2 separate regions of the Homo sapiens genome follow, and region 2 is linked to region 1. Evidence: read pairs that join two places in POLR2A ChIA-PET (ENCODE). Cell type or tissue: CD4-positive, alpha-beta T cell. All regions are shown on one strand. Each heading gives the region's core, and the rest is flanking DNA. Links, peaks and the distances in the headings are about the cores only.

Region 1 (9,826 bases), core at 1,065-9,064:
TGACATGTATTAGTCTGCTTGAGCTGCTATAACAAAATACCACAGACTGGGTGACTTAAATCCCAGAAATGTATTTTCTCAGTGTTCTGGAGGCTGACAAGTCCAAGATCATTTCTGGCTGGCCTGGTTTCTGCTGAGGGCTCACCTCTTGTCTTGTAGACAGCCACATGGCCCTCCCTTGGTGTGTGTGCCTGGGGAAATAGCATTCTGGTGTCTCTTATAAAGACACTCATTCTATCATATCAGGACTCTACTTTTATGACCTCAGTAAGTCTTACTTCCTTCGAGCCCCCATTTCCAAATATGGCCATACTGGGGTTTAGAGCCTCAGGATATATATTTGGAGGGATAGAAATTTTCAATCCATAATAAAAGCATTTTCGTACTTTTGTGCATTTTGTACTTTTGGAAGGAGATGGAGTCAGATGGAAATTCTGCTCACTCCGCCACCCACTAGCTGTGTGGCCTTGTATAAATCTATTAACCACTCTGAGTCTTATTTTCCACTTTTGAAAAACAGGGGTTAAAAATGCTTTCCCTAGAGTGTGATTGTGAGTAATAGGTTAGAGTAATATATACACAGTTCCCGGCCAAGGGAGGCACTCAAAAAATGCAACAGCCATAGTGGTAGTTGATACCATTATTTATTATTTGATGTTATTATTTGTTAAAACCACCCAGAGAGTGTTGCCTGAAACACTGGCTTAGAGCTTTGCATCCCAAATGTTCTCTATACTGCCGTTTGCATCTGTTTATCACCAATGCTGACATGAGTCAATGAAGCTCATAAGGAGTGTGACCGTCTGTAATAATATCTTCCATGGGGTCCAGAGGAAACAAACATGCGCACTTCCAGAGAACTGTGTATAAATATTCATATCACTTTACGTTTAGGGCATTTTGCACTAGTTGTTGATACCATTATGCATTTAGCATGGTCATGACAATCAGGTTTGAAACTCTTGGTTAAAGCGAAAGTCTTGCAAGAAAACATAAATGTGGCTGCATTACACTTGGGGAGACTAAACTTGAGGGAGCCAAAGATTGGAATTATGCAGTTTCAAAGGCCATACCCTGAGCTTCACAATCCTGCCTGAGTCAGCAATTGCAACAATAATGCTGTATAACAAATCATCCCAGCTCAGATGCTTGAAAGACTAAGTATTTCTTCTCACGCTCATTGGTTTCTAGGTTTACTGTGGTTCTGTTGAGCTAGACTTGTCTCAGCTGATCAGCTCTGCTGCAGACTGCATGTCTCCTGAGCATGGTTTTAAGCTATAGATTGGGTTCTCATCCACTCAATGTGTATTTGTTCTGGGATCCCAGCTTAAGGGGTGACAGCTACCTCAGACATGTTATAGCCTAAATGCAGAGAAGAGCAAGCACATCTAAGGTCTCTGATTGCATCATGTCCACAGGCACTCCAGTGGTTAGGTGAAGCCACATGGCCAAGCCCAACCTCAGGAAGTAGGGAAGGAAATTCTGCACGGTAGTATTGGGGAAGAGGGGAATGAGTTTTAGCTGACAAATAATCCAAACTATTGAGTACCCTGCAAACAACAGCATACAGAAAACTAGAATAGCAGCAACCACCATACCTTCTTTATCAGCAGAATGCTAATTCCCTTTAAGGCATCTCTAATGGTTGACAGCCAGCAGCCATTCTGACTGGTCAAGTGTCAGTTTTGCTTGGTAGTGCCCTAAACTTAATAGCTTTAAAATAGCTTGACTATCACCCTGGATTGTCAGTATCTACAACGATACCAGCAAACACCAACTTCCTAGGGCCTGCGATATCAGCACCAATGAATTCCACTCAGAACCCCCAAAATTCTAAAGACAGGGTCCTAGCACTGCTGAAATTGTGATGTGGATACAGGTTTCAGAGTGAAGGAGCTAGGAGTTTAATAATATCTCTGATGCTTCCCAAAAATGTGGCCCTGGGCAACGACATGATCTCCTGAATCTCAGGTCTTTAGTGGGGTTGCTTGTGGTGCTGCCGTGAACAGTAAACTACTGGATGCGTGGAAATCAGCCAACACAGGGCCTATAATTTACAGTGTGCACCCACTAAATGATTACTCTCTTCTTGCTTTACTATTAGCTTGAATCTTATGGAACTGTCAGAAATAATCAAGAGTTGGCAATTCCATACAGTTCAACCTAACAGGTAATAAAACCCTTATGGGCAAATGTAATATTTTGTATAACTCTATTCCTTGCAATCCTGGTTCATTCCTCATCTGTGGAAATGAAAGCCAAGGATGGGAAATGCCCAATGAAGATATGGCCAAATGTTGAATGTTGTAGCAGAACGGACACCCCCTGTGTTAGTATCACTCCAGTGATGAAGATGGAATGGTGGGGTTGTAAAGAGGTATAGACAGATAGAGTATAGATAAGTGAATCTACTGTTTATCTGCTTTCCTACCACCAAGGTAGGACGTGTCAAGTAAGAGCAATGGTATAAGGAAGGGTGGGTGTTCTGCAGAAGTTCAAGGGGCTGGGAGGCCACAGGAGAAAATCTGTGCCCATTTTATGGTGTGCAGAGAAGATCGTGTAATTTGAAATTAAGCAGATATGGGGGTTTTAATGTCAGCTCTTCCAAAAACATGCATAAAATCTTGGGCAAGTCACTAATTTCTCTGAACTTTTCACCTATGAAAATGACATAGTTCTCACAGGAACGTTGCAGGCCTCATAGCGATGGTCTAGCTATCAATATCTAACAGAGAGCTTGTTTTCTGGCAGGGGGTGGGAGGGCTCAGCCATCTTGGTGACACATCACTATCCCATTTTTTTTTCTCCAGGCTGGTCTTGAAGTTGGGGCAAAATGAATGCCGAGCAACAAAATTCTAGGGTGTCTAGGTCTTCTTAGTGCAGACTTTAAAACTGTACCAAAGGGATTTGCCAAGAAACTCGCTGTCATTTCCAGAGCAAGCTATTTTCATTTCCCCCACTGGTGCTATAGCAGCCGGAAACTTTGCTGCAGTCCTGCCCTCTGGACACCATCTAAAAGCACAAGCAAGCTGTAGACATGGGCAGTGACTGGGTATCCAAGGAAGACAGTCATATATACAATAATGACTGAAATTAATTTGTCTTATCCCTTCTAGGCCAAGGGATAAAACAAGAGAAAAGCAGGGGGAAAGAAAAAAAAAATAACAAGGGAAAGGCCCTAAATGAACTTCAGGATCAAAAATAGATCCTCTCTAACATTAGTAGAAGACGGTAATGTTATCTATTGTGTGCACCTTTAGCCAGAATAAAGCATTTAACAAACAACATTTATTGAGTTCCTACTCTGCGCCAGGCACTATACCAGCCACAGGAACCAACATTGAAACAAGCAAGATGCCTGCATCCCAAAAGCCTCATTCTTTTTGCCCAAACAGAGGGGAAGGAAGATCGATTCTATGGGGGTCTTGTTTCCATCTGAGGAATGAGGGTCAAGGATGGGAAATACCCACTGGAAATACATCGAAAGCATCTTGCCATCAAGACGTCTGTTAAATGAACAGCAATTAGTAATACCACGTTCTTTTTGTTCCTTCTACATGCTCAGCATTATCCTAGAAAATGCAGGGAGAAGGAATAAAATATAAAGTCTTGCTGCTCCTCTCCAGAATTTAAACTCTAGCTCAAGAGATTGGATTACCACCTGTGCAGAAATTGCAAAGAAGACAAGAAAATACTGACTTTATTTATTTTCATTTTAAACAGAGTTCATCTCCTTGGACTTCCTTTTGGGAAACTGTTTAAGGAACTCACATACAATACATTTAAACAGCTAATGGCCAGGAATAGAAGTTCAATACATAAACAGGAGAGCATGTAGCATCAGCTAACCACCAGGTTTTTTGTACTTACTCTATCTGCACCCCAATTTGCTCTTGAGCTCCCTGGCAGCCAAAGCAAAGGGAAAATATGGTCAATTGCAAATGTTTGCTTTTATTTTTGTTTTGTTCTTAAGAAAGAGGACACAAAACAAATCCTCTGGAAGATCTAGTTAGCATCATGGATAAAGTCCAAAACACTTGCTTTTAGAATAAATGCATACCTAATTTCATAGGATTGTTTTCCATAATGACTCTCAATAAAACTCAAAGATGTAACAAAACATTACTTCCAAGTAGGTGGTTTGTCAAGGGGCTACAAAAAATGGTTGAAGTCTATATCTTTCCAGGGATCTAACTCGATAAAAGAACTTAACTCAGCACAGCAACTTATATGAGTGGATAAATAACAGGTGCCTCCCGCAGTCTTATCATTTCTCTAAAGATGGGTTTTGTTGGAAAGTAGAAGATCTGAGATTATGCTTTCTTGTGGGCACCTAGATAAATGGTAATCTGTGTTTCTAACTGATGGAAAACCTACACAGTTTGTAAAGCAGACAAGTGGATGATATGTATAAAAGTATATTATAGAAAAATTGACTGGGCAATCAATCCATTAATGAATCCAATGGCTATCCATAGACCACCATCTTAGTCATTCAAATATCTGAGGCATAGCCAGTGGTATTCAGTAGGTGCTCAGTAAATGCTTTTGAATTGAATTCCTAGGAAATGAGAAGCTTAGGTGGCAAAACCCTGAAGGGCTTCACCCGTACTTGAAGATGTCTGGTGACTATCAACATTTCCAGCATCACCTCTGCCGTTTTTGGCCTTTGTGAGCCAGAGCAGGTGGTGACCGCACGATTTGCCAAGGTTAGCTGACCCCAAAAGATTGTGCAAAAACTCCTACTACATCCTGTCAAAGAAACAAAAATGATCATGTCCTTGGGACAATTACTGTCTTTGGAGCATCAGGTTTGATTCTATAATTCATGTATACTTAGCTCAAGCTCTGTCTGACACAAGCTATTTTGCCAGGCTCACTGCCTATCTCATACCCCTGGGTCTTGCTTTTAACTTTTTTTGTGAGTCTGCCCTTGACGACCAGTTCTACTATTATCCCACCTCAAGGGGATGATTCGCCATCTAAGGAACAGTGTATGTCTGTCTTGTTGCCCATCATCCTCCCCCTTTCCTGTTCAGAGATCCGCATGGCCTTCCTGGACTATTGAAACACAATCCTTCCTCCATCTTCCAGGCAGCTACTCCAGCCCTGCTGTCAACATTCAAAACCAACCATGGAACATCACTAATGGGCATCCAGTCAACTCCAGGACCAACACCCTTTGTGATCTTCTCCACTGACCACTCCTTTCTTCTCCCTCTGTCTTTCAGCAACTGGTGTTTGCTGTATATTGTTATTTTGGAGTTAGAATTCATATATAACAATTCACCTCTCTGAAGAGGCCATTTATTTCTGGCCATTTATCTAAAACAGCAGACCACACTCTGCCCCATCACATACTTTAGTTTTCTCCTCAACAGTTATTTGTACTTGAAATTATGCCATTTGTTTATTGGCTGTCTTCTTTACTAGGATATGAGCTCACAGAGATCAGGAACTTCACAGTGCCCCCAGAGCCTGGGACCAGGCCTGGCTCACTGTGATCTCCAATGAATGAGTGAAGGAATGAAGGAATGAATGAACACCTCCTCACATAGACTATGCTGTATTTTATCTCTTTACCTTTGTGTTTTGTTATTGTTGGTTCCTTGCTTTGCATTTGTTCAAATCATTACCCTCTGCCAAAAAAATAAAAAAAGTTTATTCGTCTATGTGTCCCTTATTTTAAACTTTGGGTTAGATATCAGATGCTGCCTTATTCAGAAGCTCTCCTAGCCACTTCTGCAGTTGTCTCTTCTCTGAGGGCCCACAGTCCCCTCTGTTTGTTTATTTGTTGGTGCATTTGCTCCTTGGAACTGTAATTGTCCATCTGTGTCACTATTCCCCTTAGGAGACATTTTCTCCTTGAGGTCCCTGACTAGAGCTCACTCATCTCCATGGTCCTTGTGTAGAGAACAGTGCTCACTGTTCTAGCTTATCAAATTTTTCATAGCTTATGTAGTTAATACTCTATGTTGCTCATGTTAATGTATTAGACACCATCTACTCAAACCATCATCATTACCACCGTTTCATATGTGCTGAAACTGAGGCTTGGAGGAGGGAATGGCTTGCCCAAAGTCACAGTGCTCTATGCTGGTGGCTGTACTCTGGATCCCAGACCATTGGCCTCCAGTCAAATAGTCACCTTCAAGACATATGACCATCTGGTGGATCCCTAATTTTTTTGGCAATTAAATCTGACCTTTCTATCAGTGCGGTAAGCTTCCTGAGGACAGAGAGTGTCTTCCACCTTCCTTGTATGCATTTAGGGAATGGAGCTGTGCTTTAAACATAATAAGCAGTTAATAAATATGTGTGGGCTGAACTATTCATTTGATAACAAACTGCTAGAGAGTTTTCTGCTTGGATGCATAAACATAAACATACACAAGGGGATATATTTAGCCATTTTCTTGCTGTTTTAATTTTATACGTGTTGCATATGTATTTCTACCAGCTATATTGGCTTCCTCTTAGAAGTAGAAAAGATAAGAATCAATTAGTCTCTCAATTAATCAATCATGTTTTTATCATTTACTGTCCTTTACAGTAGAAAATCTTGCTGAGTTGTTTGTTTTGTTTTTATTTTTATAGTTTAGCAAAATGGATGTTACTTTACCTCTGTTTAACAATTAAGAAAGAGAGACCCCTGAAATGTTTCCCCAAAGGCATGGCCAACTGGGGAAGACTGAGGAAGTGCATGAGTAATGGGTCCCCGACATGGATGCCAACAAATAGTGTTGGATTCTATATTTTGAAGCTGAAACAAGATTCAGAATAATTTTGGCCAGATGTCAACAACTTTTTCCTCTTTTCTTTTTTGTAATGGGGCAGATAGTGAGTATTTCAGGCTTTGTGGGCCTTAAACAGTCTTCATCATAGCTACTAAATCTTACTGCTGTAGAGCATCAATAGTCATAGACAATATGCAAATGAATGACCATGCCTGTGTTCCAATAAAACTTAATTTATGGACAATGAAATTTGAATTTCACATAGTTTCTGCCATGTGTCATGAAATATTATTCTTCCTTTGCTTTTTTTTTTTTAAGTTTATTCTTAGCTCCAGGGCCATACAAAAAGAGGAGATGGCTGAATTTGCCACACAGGCTGTAGTTTGCAGAGCCCTGATCTAAGAGCACCTCCCTTTCACCTTGAAAAGGAAAATGGAAGAGGAAATTCGGATGGCGAAATCATGGCCAGGCTCCATCAATAGCCCACTCCTTCTGGTCCTCCATGTTTCTGTCCAGCGCATGGGATCTCCTTCAGTTCTCTATCTCCTTATTGTAAATAGCTGGGCATTTAGTAAATAGAAAACAAATTTCTGGATTAACTGATAACAAAAATACCTTTGCAAGCCAGTGCCAGCAACTGCCAGATTGTTCTTTGAGGCAAGCAAGGCCCCCAGAGGATTCTAGGTACACACCTTCCACATCTCATCAACAGCCCAAATGGAAAAACCTCCTTCCTACGTGGAGGTGAGACCCCCACACTGGAAGGGTGGCGGAACTCAAGCCAGAGCCCCAAGGATCTGATTGGCAGACGTCTCTGATCCACAAAGTTCTTTTAACTGACGCAGCAAATGACCTTGAGCTCGAGTAGAAAAACAACGGGCTTCTAGTACATCCCAATTTGCTCCTCTGAGTAAAGTCACATGAAAAGACATATCTAGCAGGTGGGGACTCAGGAGATGTACCCTCCAAAGAAGCAGGATATAAGGGGTGACAAAAGACTCCTTAGCCAAAGTCAATGCATTTTAATACAATATTTAAAAAATCAAAATTAATAATGAACATCTAGACAAAGGAAACATCAAAATTTTAAATAAAGTCAAGATTGAGTACTGTACATGCTTGTCTCCCTGGCTTCATAATAATATTCCCTGTAGTTCCTGCCTTTATTGAAAAATTTTGGTTTTTTTAGCATAGATTTTTTTACAATCATTTTGAATTTTGGAAATACGGAATTGTTCAGAAAACACTGTACAGAATGTAAAGGAGGCAAAAGGAGACTTATATAGTTTTATCTTTAAAGAAGACACCAAAAACACACTTACTTGCCCGAACACAAAGAATCCAACTGTGACCCATGAGCATTCATATCTGTTTTGCTGCCATCTCAAGTTGCTGAGCATATTTTTTTTTTTTTTTTTTTTTTTTTTGAGACGGAGTCTCGTTCTGTCGCCCAGGCGGGAGTGCTGTGGCGCGATCTCCGCTCACTGCAAGCTCCGGCTCCGAGGTTCACGCCATTCTCCTGCCTCAGCCTCCCGAGTAGCTGGGACTACAGGCGCCCGCCACTGCGCCCGGCTAATTTTTTGTATTTTTAGTAGAGACGGGGTTTCACCGTGGTCTCGATCTCCTGACCTCGTGATCCGCCCGCCTCGGCCTCCCAAAGTGCTGGGATTACAGGCGTGAGCCACCGCGCCCGGCCGCTGAGCATCTTTCAGGGAAAAAAGAATCACTGAATGTGTCCACTTGAATGTAATCCCAGGCTAGTTGTCTCTCTAAATTATAAAATGTTTGACTGTCACTATCTATCTCATGAAGACTCAGCACTTACATCTGTCCAGTGCCTCGGAATAATTCACGCTGAGGAAAAGCCAACACTACACTAAGTGGAGTGGTCACATACCCTATGGTAAGTCTCAATACTCTGTCCGGTAAGGTGTGAGTCAGTCTAATCACAGGCACTGAGATTAGAATGCAGTAATTGACGATTTTTCATCGACAGCAATGTTTACTACCTATTCTGCAAAAACAGAGCTTCTTAAAATATTACAGAACAAATTTTTCCTTAGAATCTCCAAAATTTACACTCAAAAATAACACTGATGCTTTCCTCCCCTTTCACTAATAGAAATATCAGTTATTTCTCAGAGTCCCCCACACAAGCGGCTAGAGTAGAGAAATTCCTAAAGAATTTCATTCTGATCTTGACTCCTAAGAGTCATCAAGCATGAATCCTTGAGGCTACCTATGTCCTTCTCTCTCTGGGTACCCTCTTCACACGTCCTTGGCTAAATATCTCTGCCATTCCTGATGCCTTAGCCTGAACCAAATAAGACATCTGAAATAACAAGCCAGTCTTCTTTCCATATCAATCGTTGACAGCCATAAGCATCTCTTTGATGTTTGTAGACAGAAGAAGATGGAAGAAGGCATAATTAGTTGGTGTTTTAATGTGTGTGGTATTTTCCACTTTTTCTAATTCCTTTTTTAGCTAAAGTTCAAATTGTACAGTCAAAGAAGGCACTGGCAGAAGGAGTGATTATATGTTTCAGAGGTCAGAAGCCTGACCCTTTGCTGTGAAAGTGCCTGGAGGCGAAATTGAGCCAAGTTCAAAGGGAAGTCTAATTGGCTTTCTTGAGAACTGGTGCTCTTGAAATATTGAGTTGCTGCTATAGGCTGTCCAGAATGGCCCTCAAGAGGCGGTCTTTAAAATGCCACTGGATAGCATCACTCCCTTGCAATAAGTTGGCTTCTAGGGTCCTCCCTGAGCCTAGATCATTTATTCATTCAACAGGAAATATATATATATACATCTATATATATGTATATATATATATATAGATGTATATATATATATGTATTTTTTTTTTGAGATGGAGTCTTGCTCTGTTGCCCAGGCTGGAGTGCGGCGGTGTGATCTTGACTCCCTGCAACCTCCTTCTACCAGGTTCAAGCGATTCTTCTGCCTCAGCCTCCCGAGTAGCTGGGACTACAGGCGTGTGCCACCACACCCGGCTAATTTTTTTTTAATTTTTAGTAGAGACGGGGTTTCACCGTGTTAGCCAGGATGATCTTGATCTCCTGATCCCGTGATC
Region 2 (9,826 bases), core at 937-8,936, 280 kb before region 1:
GTTCCTGCTTTAAAGACCCATGACTCTGGAGTTGCGGCTTCCCTTAATGTTCCTGGAAGAGCAGACAAGACCAATTTGTGATACCTGAATCTGATTAATGTGGGAACAGTTAACATTGGGAGGAAAGTATCCCCCCACTGCTTCTTCCCTTTCCCCTCCAGGCAGCTTTTATGTTTCTGGGCTTTTATCCCATTATCCCAGCCTCATTTTATTAGTACCACCTGGAGAGGAGCCTGCGCCCCACCAGACACCGGAGCAAATGCAGAGAGTCAGCTCCCCAGGTTTTGTTAGCCTTAGTGCTCTATTTACACACTTCTGGGCCACACCTCTCCTCTCCCTGCTGTTAATCTGGGAAGAAAATCTTTGCCACTGGCCTGGATACCAGGAAAGGAAGAACTTGCTGAAGCCACTTGAAAACTGAATCCACTTTTTAGTTCTTCCTAGCCTAGTGGAATCAGACTGAGGTTTTCAAAACAACTGTATTCTGTCCAAAGAACGAGCATAAAGAAAATAGACAGAACTGAAAGGAAGGAGAGGTTTGGCTGACTTGATCCAGGTGGCTGATCCTAGTCTGCCGGTGACTCCTGATGACTCCTGGCCTTTACCTGTGCTCTACCCCATCAGACAAAAACCTGAACGCATTCCAGTCCTCAAATATGGCATTCTCTCTCTCCTTCCTGAAGCTCTTCACATGGGCCTTTTTACCTGGAAAACACTTGGTTGTACCAACTTCGACATTTCTCCAGAGGTAATATCCTCCAGGCTGTTTATCCTGACCTCTCAAGCTTCAGTGATATGTCTACATCTACCTTCCTATGATATTCAAGTATGAATCTTGACACTTGGCCTGCAGTAATGAAGTTCAGCTATGCATGCTGGTACTTTCTACTGTCTGCAGGGGAGGAGTTATGACCAGTAAATGAGAAGGTCAAACACAGGGTAACAAGGCAGTGCTAGAAGGAACCTAGGGAGCTTTGGGAGCTCAGGGAAAGGGTTATTTACCCAGGTATGGGCACCACGAAAGACTCCTCAGAGAAGAGGCTTAAAAGATGAGTAGAAAGATAAGGAGATTGGAAAAGGTCTTCTAAGAAAAGAAGACACTATGTGCAAAAGTTTAACAGTGAGAAAAAAATGGTGTGAGGTTAAGAGGATTGTATCAGTTAGCTTTTGCTGAGTAACAAGTCACCCTGATACTTAATGACGTAAAAAACAAAAACCACTTACTTGGATCACAGTTTTGCTGGTCAGCAACCTGAGATGAGCTCAGATTTGGAATGGGTAGTTCTGCTAATTTAAGCCAGACTTAGCTGATCTTGGCTGGGCCTCACTCATGCATCTGAAGACAGGTGCTAGGTTTTCTGGAAACTGGCTGCTGTCAGATGCAGTGCCTCTTATCTTCTCAACATGGCAACCAATCATCCAGCAGTTTATCTCAGGCTTTCTTATTTTCTGACTTATCAGGGTTGTAAAAGAGAAATCAGAGCCTATATGTTTTTTTTGAGGTCTGAACTCAGAATCTGTCCAGCACCAAGTTTTGCTACATTGTACTGGGCAAAGCAAGTATCCCGGATTCCAAGTAGAATATATTGGCTGTGTGCCCGTGTTTTCTGTGTGTCTTCTGCAGAGAATTCCATTCCATGCAGAACGGCCATCTTTATGCAATCTTCTTTGGGGTGTAAGCCTGGAGAAGCAATCCACAACCATATTATGAGAAGATTTATGAAGTCTACTAAAGTTTGGATTTTCCTTCAGGATAAAGGGAAAATTTGTTAAGTATTTTTAACAAGAAATGAAAGACATCAAGATGTACACAATTTGGAAGTTGCTCCCTGGGTACTCTTCTGTTGGTGTGAAAAAGACTACTACTTGCCTAAGTAGACCCAGAGAACTCATCTGCCTCTGGATTCCCAGGGCTGCAATTCACCAACCCTTGGTCTAAACAGAGTTAGTAGGCATGTGAAGAATTTATTAAGCACCAGCATGAAGGTAGGCATAGAGATCCATAGAACTGAGATGAAAATCCAGAAATGGACCCTTGCATTTGTGGTCAATTGATTATTGGCATCAAGACCAGCCAATGGGGAAAGAATACTCTTTTTAACAAACAGTGCTGGTACAATGGGCCATCTGCATGCAAAAGAATGAAGTTGGACTCAGTCACATGTTTTACACAAACATTAACTCAAAATGGAAATAAACATAAATGCAAGAGTAACACTATAAAACGCTTAGAAGAAAACATAAGCATAGTTCTTCATGACCATACACAGGGCAACAGTGCCGTCAATATGGTATGGAAAGCACAAGTGAGCAAAGAAAAAAAAGATAAACTGGTCTCATTCAAATGGAAAACTTTTGTGCCACTAAGTGAAGATTGAAAAAAGTGAAAGATTAACCCACAGAATGAGAGAAACTATTTGCTAAGAGATACTTGAAAATATTGACAAGGGTCTTACATCCACAATATATAAAGAACTCTTACAAGTCAGCAATAGAAAGGCAGACTAATACTCCAGTTTAAAAAAGTGGGCAGAATATTTAAATAGAAATTTCTCCTAAGGAGATCGATCAATAGCCAATAAGCACAGAAAAGCTGTTCAACACTACTAGTCTTTGGGAAAACGCAAATTAAGACCATAAGTATCACTTCGCACCCATTAGGATGGCTAGAATAAAAAAGACAGTAACCTCTGTTGGTAAGAGTATGCAGACATTGCTGGTGTGAATGCAAAATGTCACGGCTACTTTCGGACATAGTTTGGCAGTTCCTCAAAAAGGTAAACATAGAGTTACCAAGAGTCTGCAACTCCACTCCTAGGTATTCCCAAGAAAAGTAAAAACAAATGTCCACAGAAAAGCTTATATGAGAATGTTCATAGCAGCATTACCCATAATAGCCCCCAAATGGAAACAACACAAATAACCATTAACTAATAAATGGATATATTAAATGTTATATAGTCAACCAAGTGGAATATTATTTGGCAATAAAAAGGAATGAAATATGATATGATATGGATGAACTTTGAAAACATCACGCTAAGTAAAAGAAGCTACATATCTCATGATTCTGTTTATATGAAATGATCAGAATTGGCAAATTTATAGAGCTAGAAGGTAGATCAGTGGTGTGTAGGGCTGGGGTGAGGGTGGAGAAATGGGGGAAATGAGAATTGATGGCTAATACATTTGGGAGTACTACTTTTAGTAGGGGAAAACATTCTAAAATTAGATTGTGGCAATGATTACACAAACTTGTGAACATACTAAAAATCACTGAATTGTGTGCTTTAAATAAGATGAGTTATGTGGTAAATAAATTATATGTTAATAAATCTTTTAAAAAATTACTCATCACTAAATTAAGACATATTAGAGAAACTGTAGCAGAAGCAATGGCAATGCCTACCTAAATATAAAAGGGGTGTTGAGAAAAAGGAAAAGGAAATATTTGCAGAGGTGCCCAGGTCTCACTTAAGGACATCTGAAGGTTGATGGTGCCAGGTACATAGACCAGAAGGCTTGCCATAGATTATTTGCTGCTTCTGGGATGACTCACAGTGGCCAAAGTCTTCATATGATCCATACTGTGTGACCAGGTCTCCTGAGTAACTTTTCTTCTTAATCACGTTACAGAGAGATTCCTGGCAGATCTCGAACAGGCTGTTGTGAATCTGCACGCAGGTTGCACACTGTGCAACTTGAGTGGCTCAGTTTCATCACAGTCCTGCAAAGTCAGGCCCCTGAAGATGCAGAGCATCCAGCCTGCCCGGCCATTTGCTGTGGCCCTGGCTATGCATCCATCTGCAGGCCAGTAACTTTGTTGATGTCTAACTGATTTTCAGAGGTTGCTCCTAAGAGGGATTTCTCTCAGGTCTCAAAAAGAGAAAAAAAGTATCTGCTTTTCCTGATTTAGTCTGTTCTTAGCTGGTAAACTCTTAGAGTATTTAACTGATTATGATTGTTTGGGCCCCTGAGAAGGCCACAAGTTAAATTTGCAGTTTTCTTTTAGTAATTTTCTAAAACTTTGGACAATGTTTCTCAAACCATAGTGTAAATTGTCTGGAAATTGAAACATTAAAATATGCTGTTTGCATATCTGCCCTCAACTATGGCCATTTAGCAGGTCTAGAAACGGGCTAAGAATCTACGTTTTGGCCAGACAGCAGGTGATTCAGATACAGGGGGTAAATAGATGACAAATTTAGATACCTCCCCTCATGGTAAGCCCTTTTATCATTTAATTCTTCCTTGTTCTATCTTATCTATTTTTTTTATCATTGTTCCTTTCAACAGATGTGTGTGTATGCTTACTTACAATTTGTTATTTTCATTTTAAATCAAGTTGTTTTTGTAAATAATGCAGGCTATGAACTTATCAATTAATTAATTAGTATATGAAATTTGCACAGCATATTGCAGTTTCAAGGTGCTTGTGCAGGCATAATTTTCTTTCCTGTGACCCTCAAAGCAGCCTCCTGAATTCTGTATTGTTATTCTAGTCTAACACATTAAAAAAAAAAAAAACCGAGGTTTAGTGAAGTAACTTACAGGAACAAGAAAGTACTAACTTAAAAAACGAAAACAACTGAAAGGACTACCTGTGCGGCATGCCCAGTATGGGCACTCTATGATGCTGCAAAGATAGAGTTACAGGCATTTGCAGAAATGGGTCGAGTTTCCATCTCAGAAGGGAAGTGATCTTTCTAAAAATTTACCCACGAGAAAAAGCAGCCGATCTCAGCTCTGGTTTCAGACCGGAGATCAACAACCCTTTATCGGGTTGTTCAGGTGACCTCTCTTGGTCCAGCCTTGTTTCAACACATCTCCGGCATCTGAAACCACATTAGTTATCCCCTCCCCTACCACCTGGGCTCTGACCACAGTGGGAGCCTTACCGAATATCAGGGTGTTGAATATTCACAGCCAACCATGCGCATGCTCCTGTGGGGAGAGGACCTCCCCATGCCCAGGCCTCCTGGAACTGCAGGGCTTAGAGTTCGGACGGTGGATAGAAAGGGAAGGCACAGGGCAGCAGTGATTAGATCTGGTGCCTGGCAGACCTGCTAGGAAGCAGCAAAGTTCAGTGGGAAAAGCTAGGCAGCTCTTGGTCTAGATTCCAGCTTGATTTCTCAGACTGTAAAAATTCTCTTATGCAACTGACTTAATGTCTATAAAGCTTTAGATTCCTCACCTATAAAATAGGGTTTCTGATACCCACATCTAAGGTTCAAGTGATAAGCACATAAAGCAAAGTGTGTAGTCTGCCCCAGGTGTATCAGTCCTCACAATAAGTTAGATCATCTTTCTTTCCCTCCCTGTGTTTATTTAATTGGCTCCATGATTTGTTTCCCATTGCTGCCGTAACAAGTTAGCATGAACTTAGAAGCTTAAAATAACACAAATTTATGATCTTGCAGTCTGGAAGTTAGAAGCCCCAAATCAGGATGCCAACAGGCTGGCGTTCCTTCTGGAAGCTCTAGAGGAGAGATTGTTTCCTTCTCTTTTCTACCTTCTAGAGGCTGCTTGCATTCCTTGGCTCATGGCCACTTCCTTTATCTTCAAAGTACATCACTTCATCCTCTGCTTCTGTGGTCACGTCTTCTTCTCTGACTCTGACCCTCCTGCTTTCCTCTTATAAGGACCCTTGTGATTACATTGGGCTCATTCAGATAATCCAGGATAATCTCCCATCCCAAGACCCTTAATCTAATAACATATGCAAAATTATCTTTTGCCAGGTAAGGTGACGTATTCACAGGTTCCAGTCATTAGAATGGGAGCATCTTTGGGGGTCATTACTGAGTCTATTACGAAGGAAGGTCCAGAAGATGCCTCCATAAAAGCATGTCCTAAAGCCATGGCTAAGAAGATGATGGTGGAACATGAAACATGTTTGCTACAATAATTTAAGCCACATCTAAGAGAGATGTGGAGCCACAGGGCACTGTAAGAGCTTCCTGCATCCTCATAGGGTGTCCTAAATTAGAACACACTCAGATCTTTTCCTTCAAGCACTAACCCATGAAAATCCCTCTGAAAACTCCACCGCCATTTGTTCTTCAGTCTCTGCCAAGCTCCTCCAGTGATGACAATCCCCAGGTTTCCTAAGTTCAGCTTTACCTGTAAGAAATTCTTTCTAGATATGGAAAAGATCTCTCTGAAACCTGCTTAGGCTCTTTCATTCTGTCCCTGGAGCCACAAAGAAGAAAAACCCAGCCCCTTTGCCTTCAGAGATCTTTTCCTTTTGCAGACAGTGAGTGATTGTGAATGCCTCTTCCTGTTTACACTCTGGTAAGAGTTTACATCTCCATAATAAACATTCTAATTTTCTTAACTATTTCTTGTGTAAAACAGTTTGGAATTCCCCTTTCATCCTGGTTACTCTCCTCTGATGCATTCTATTTTTTAATGACTTATTGAAAAATTAAAAAAAATCAGACTGTAAAAATAATTTACATTCCCTTTTGAAATTTGAAACAACAAAGAAGAAAATCAGTTACCCATAAATCCATCACCAGTGAGAACCACTGAGTGTGTATTTTTTCCAGTCCTGGGATAGACCTGGATTATAATCTAACTGCTCTCACAGAGGCATTGTGTGACTGTGGCTCTCTCCTCCCACCCCCACTTTTTTCATCTCCAAGATAAGATGCTAGCTTTGAATTCTTTTTTCCCTCTATATATCTGTGAAAGTCATTTGTTTCAAATATTCACACTGGATTCTGGCTAGAATAGAAGAGCCTCGCTTATTATTAACTTTTTGAAAAGAATATTACTTCTGAAGGCCCAACTTATAAGAAAATGTATGATTTGTCCGTGGAGATGTCAGCCTGAATTCTGCTGAGTCATCTTATTACATTTCCACAGTCCTGGGTCTCAGTGTTACCCCATTGAGTGGATCTCACTCCAGTCCTTAGCACTGGGGTCTCCAACAGCCTTGGAATTTGTTTTCTGCCTTGTATCCATTTCCTCACAATTGCATCTCCCCAGAGCAGCTCCATGTTTATTAGACAGTCATGAGGAAATGGAGGCCTTCTCTGAGGAACAGAGAAGTAGGGGTTCAAATCTGGAACTCTGAGTGGCATGCGATGCCAATCTTTTCTTGGTAGTAAACAGCCTGTTTGTGAGAAATCAGACTTTACAAAGTCCTTTAATATACATCTCACTTGAACCTCACAACAACCCATTAGGTTATATCTTTATATAACCTTTTTTATAGAAAGAAAAGAAAGAAAGAAACCTAAACTTTCAGAGAGATTCAGAGAAGTGAATTTAAACTTTTTCAACCTCAATGCATAGTAAGATATGCATTTAACTACAATCCAGTCCAAATATATGCATGGAACGATAGACAGACAGACAAACTAGATACAGACACATAAACAGATAGAGAAATAGCCAGATACATATATAGGCAAAATGAGAAACAGAAGTTTTACCAAACATATTTACAGCTAGCTAGCTATGTGACAGATAAACTAAACAAAAGTTGCCCAAAACAACATTCCTTCCAAATGTGGGTGTTTAAATCTGATATTTTCTATTTTATAATATTCTGTTTTGTTGTTTTGAAACGCCAGTTGTACTCAGCTGATTTCATGAACCTCCAGCAGGTCATGACCATAGTGTGAAAACACTGGTGTTGAAACCCTAACCAAGAGTGCACAGCCCAGTGTACAGCAGAATGAGCCTCCTGTCACCAGCCCAGAGCTCTCAGACAGAATTGAGTTCCTGTACAGTAGGACTTTCCACTCATGTCTGTGGTCTAGGAGGAGATTGGGTTGGGCAAACACCAGGCACGATGGAGCAACCATTAACCCTGGAGTTGTGAAGACAGGTGAGGTGTCTGGGAAAAAGCAGGGAGGTGTCTGGGAAAAAGCAGGGAGGCTGGAATGCCACAGAAGTGGATTCTAACCCTCAGAGGCTGGCTTCACTGTTCAGGTCATCACTTCCTGCTCAGTCTCAGTCCCTAATAAATGAAATGTCTGCTCAGCAGCAATGTTGGAAGAATTAAATAAATTGAGTGGCTTATATGAAGCTTATGACCAGTGCTGTGAGCTCAACTGATCCTAGCCTCCTTTTTCTAAGGACATTCCATATATAGCATATTGCTGTAGTGGGGTGCTCTGAGGCAGGGCCCCAATATTTCTGAAATTCGGGGATCTGAAACATGGAAGCATATATTTCTTTTGGGTGGAGAGTGTTTGTTCCAGGTGAAGTCACACTGGAGATCCAGTTAAACATGCATTGCATAAGGTCAATATCTACCAAAGTTGTGTATGGGGGAAGACATGTAACCTTGGGAAAAATCCAGAATCTATGAAATTATTCGAGTGCTTAATGTTCCCACTAGGATGTTTAACATCTACTGAGTGAAGTGAAAGTCTGCCTTCCTAGGTCTCTAAGGACCACGTGGGGTCTGGCTGAGGCTTGGCATCAGGGCATAGCTGGCTCTTCACAGGGAGATGACCACAGCTGCCCAGGCCATGGTAGGCTGAGAATGAAGGAGGAGGAGCATAGGGACCTTTGTGAGGGCAGGAGGTTTCCGGGTAGAAAGAACAGTGCTAAGTCACTATTGAGGTTGAGGTGCTTCCTCTTTGGGTTGTAAATTCATTCTGCCCTTCCCACTCCCTCAGTGGGATCTGCAACCACAGCAGACCCATGAGGGAAGGAGCAGAGCCCAGTCTGTGCATGTGTGCATGTGTGTGAACATTGAAGTGAGTGGGAGATGGCCATGGTAGTACAGAGAAGTCACAAGAGAATCAGGGAAGAAGGATGGAGAAGGTCAAGCCTCTCCATCCTCGAGGTCAAGGTATGAGAGAGGCAAACAACCAGAGTGTCTGAGAAGGCAGAAGGATGGGTTTCAGTGAATCCTGTGGCATGAAGATTTAGGTTATTAACACGGGGATATGACGGAAGATGGCGCAAGGACAGCTCGGGAGTGAGTTTATGACTCCATGCTTCTGAGACCTGAGCATCCTGCTATGTTCCAGGCACAATGTCAACCCTCTCAGTCATTCATTTATGCCCTAGAATGAGCCTGTAGGCATGGTACTATTGTTATGCCTATTTTACAGTAAACAGAGACACAGAGAGATGAAGAAAATGGACCAAGTTAATAAGTGAAAAAAGGCAGAAATGAACCCAGTTGGGTTGGCTCTGCAGCTTGTCGTTGTAACTGCGATGCCCTGGTGCCTGTCTGTGCTCCGTGTTTCTACCCCACTGCAACTCAATGGGCAAACTGCAGAGACTCCAGTGGCTGTTAAAGTGCAGATACTCCTTTTAAAACTAACCACTTCCCTTTTGCTTTTGACTGAAACTCATTGCAGGACCACAAGCTGAGAGAGGGCAGCAATGGAAACCCAGCCAAACTATTAATGGAAGGCTGGGTCCCATTCTTTATTATCCTTCTGTGGTCTCGTCACCAGCAGGGTGAGCCAAAGCCGAGGGCAAGAACACGCTGGGTGACCTTCCACACCCCAAATGCAAGATCAAGTGCTGTGGAGAAGGAGGTAAGCTGTGGCTCTTCATTAAAGCAAATATCATTAGACATATGTTCAAGATAACAGAGTGTTTTGACCCCAGCAAGCATTTGAACTGCAGTGAAAATTCATTTTCCTTCTCTGAGGGTACAGGAAGCAGAGAATTTTTCCAGGACTAAAGCCACCATTATGAATACGTATTCCTCAATAATGAAACCTGTATTAATAATTGAATTAGTAATTCAACAAATATTTTGGCAGGCCTACTATGTTTTGGGTAGTGTGTGTGTGTGTGTGTGTGTGTGCGCATGCACACCTGCACAGGACATCTTTATAATTTG

The links. Peaks named below come from ENCODE experiments on the same cell type or tissue, not always from the same donor. Only the 100,000 strongest peaks of a DNase experiment are listed, where the experiment ranks them.
Region 2: POLR2A ChIA-PET joins it to region 1 with 7 read pairs; 5 of 35 experiments call an interaction of 5 or more read pairs at or near these places.

The regions. Positions count from the first base shown.
Region 1 is chr14:97,980,421-97,990,246 of GRCh38, forward strand. No RefSeq gene overlaps it. Among named protein-coding and RNA genes, the nearest start is that of LINC01550, 7.2 kb to the left of the region's middle. In CD4-positive, alpha-beta T cell, for the core only: no CTCF peak of the experiment used is centred there; no DNase peak of the experiment used is centred there.
Region 2 is chr14:97,698,461-97,708,286 of GRCh38, forward strand. It overlaps LOC105370651 (a long non-coding RNA gene), which reads left to right and starts at 7,675. Exons shown (of 5, transcript XR_944186.4): 1 at 7,675-7,840; 2 at 9,333-9,515. In CD4-positive, alpha-beta T cell, for the core only: no CTCF peak of the experiment used is centred there; DNase peaks (open chromatin) are centred at 4,701 and 7,731; H3K4me3 peaks cover 595 bases; H3K27ac peaks cover 4,453 bases.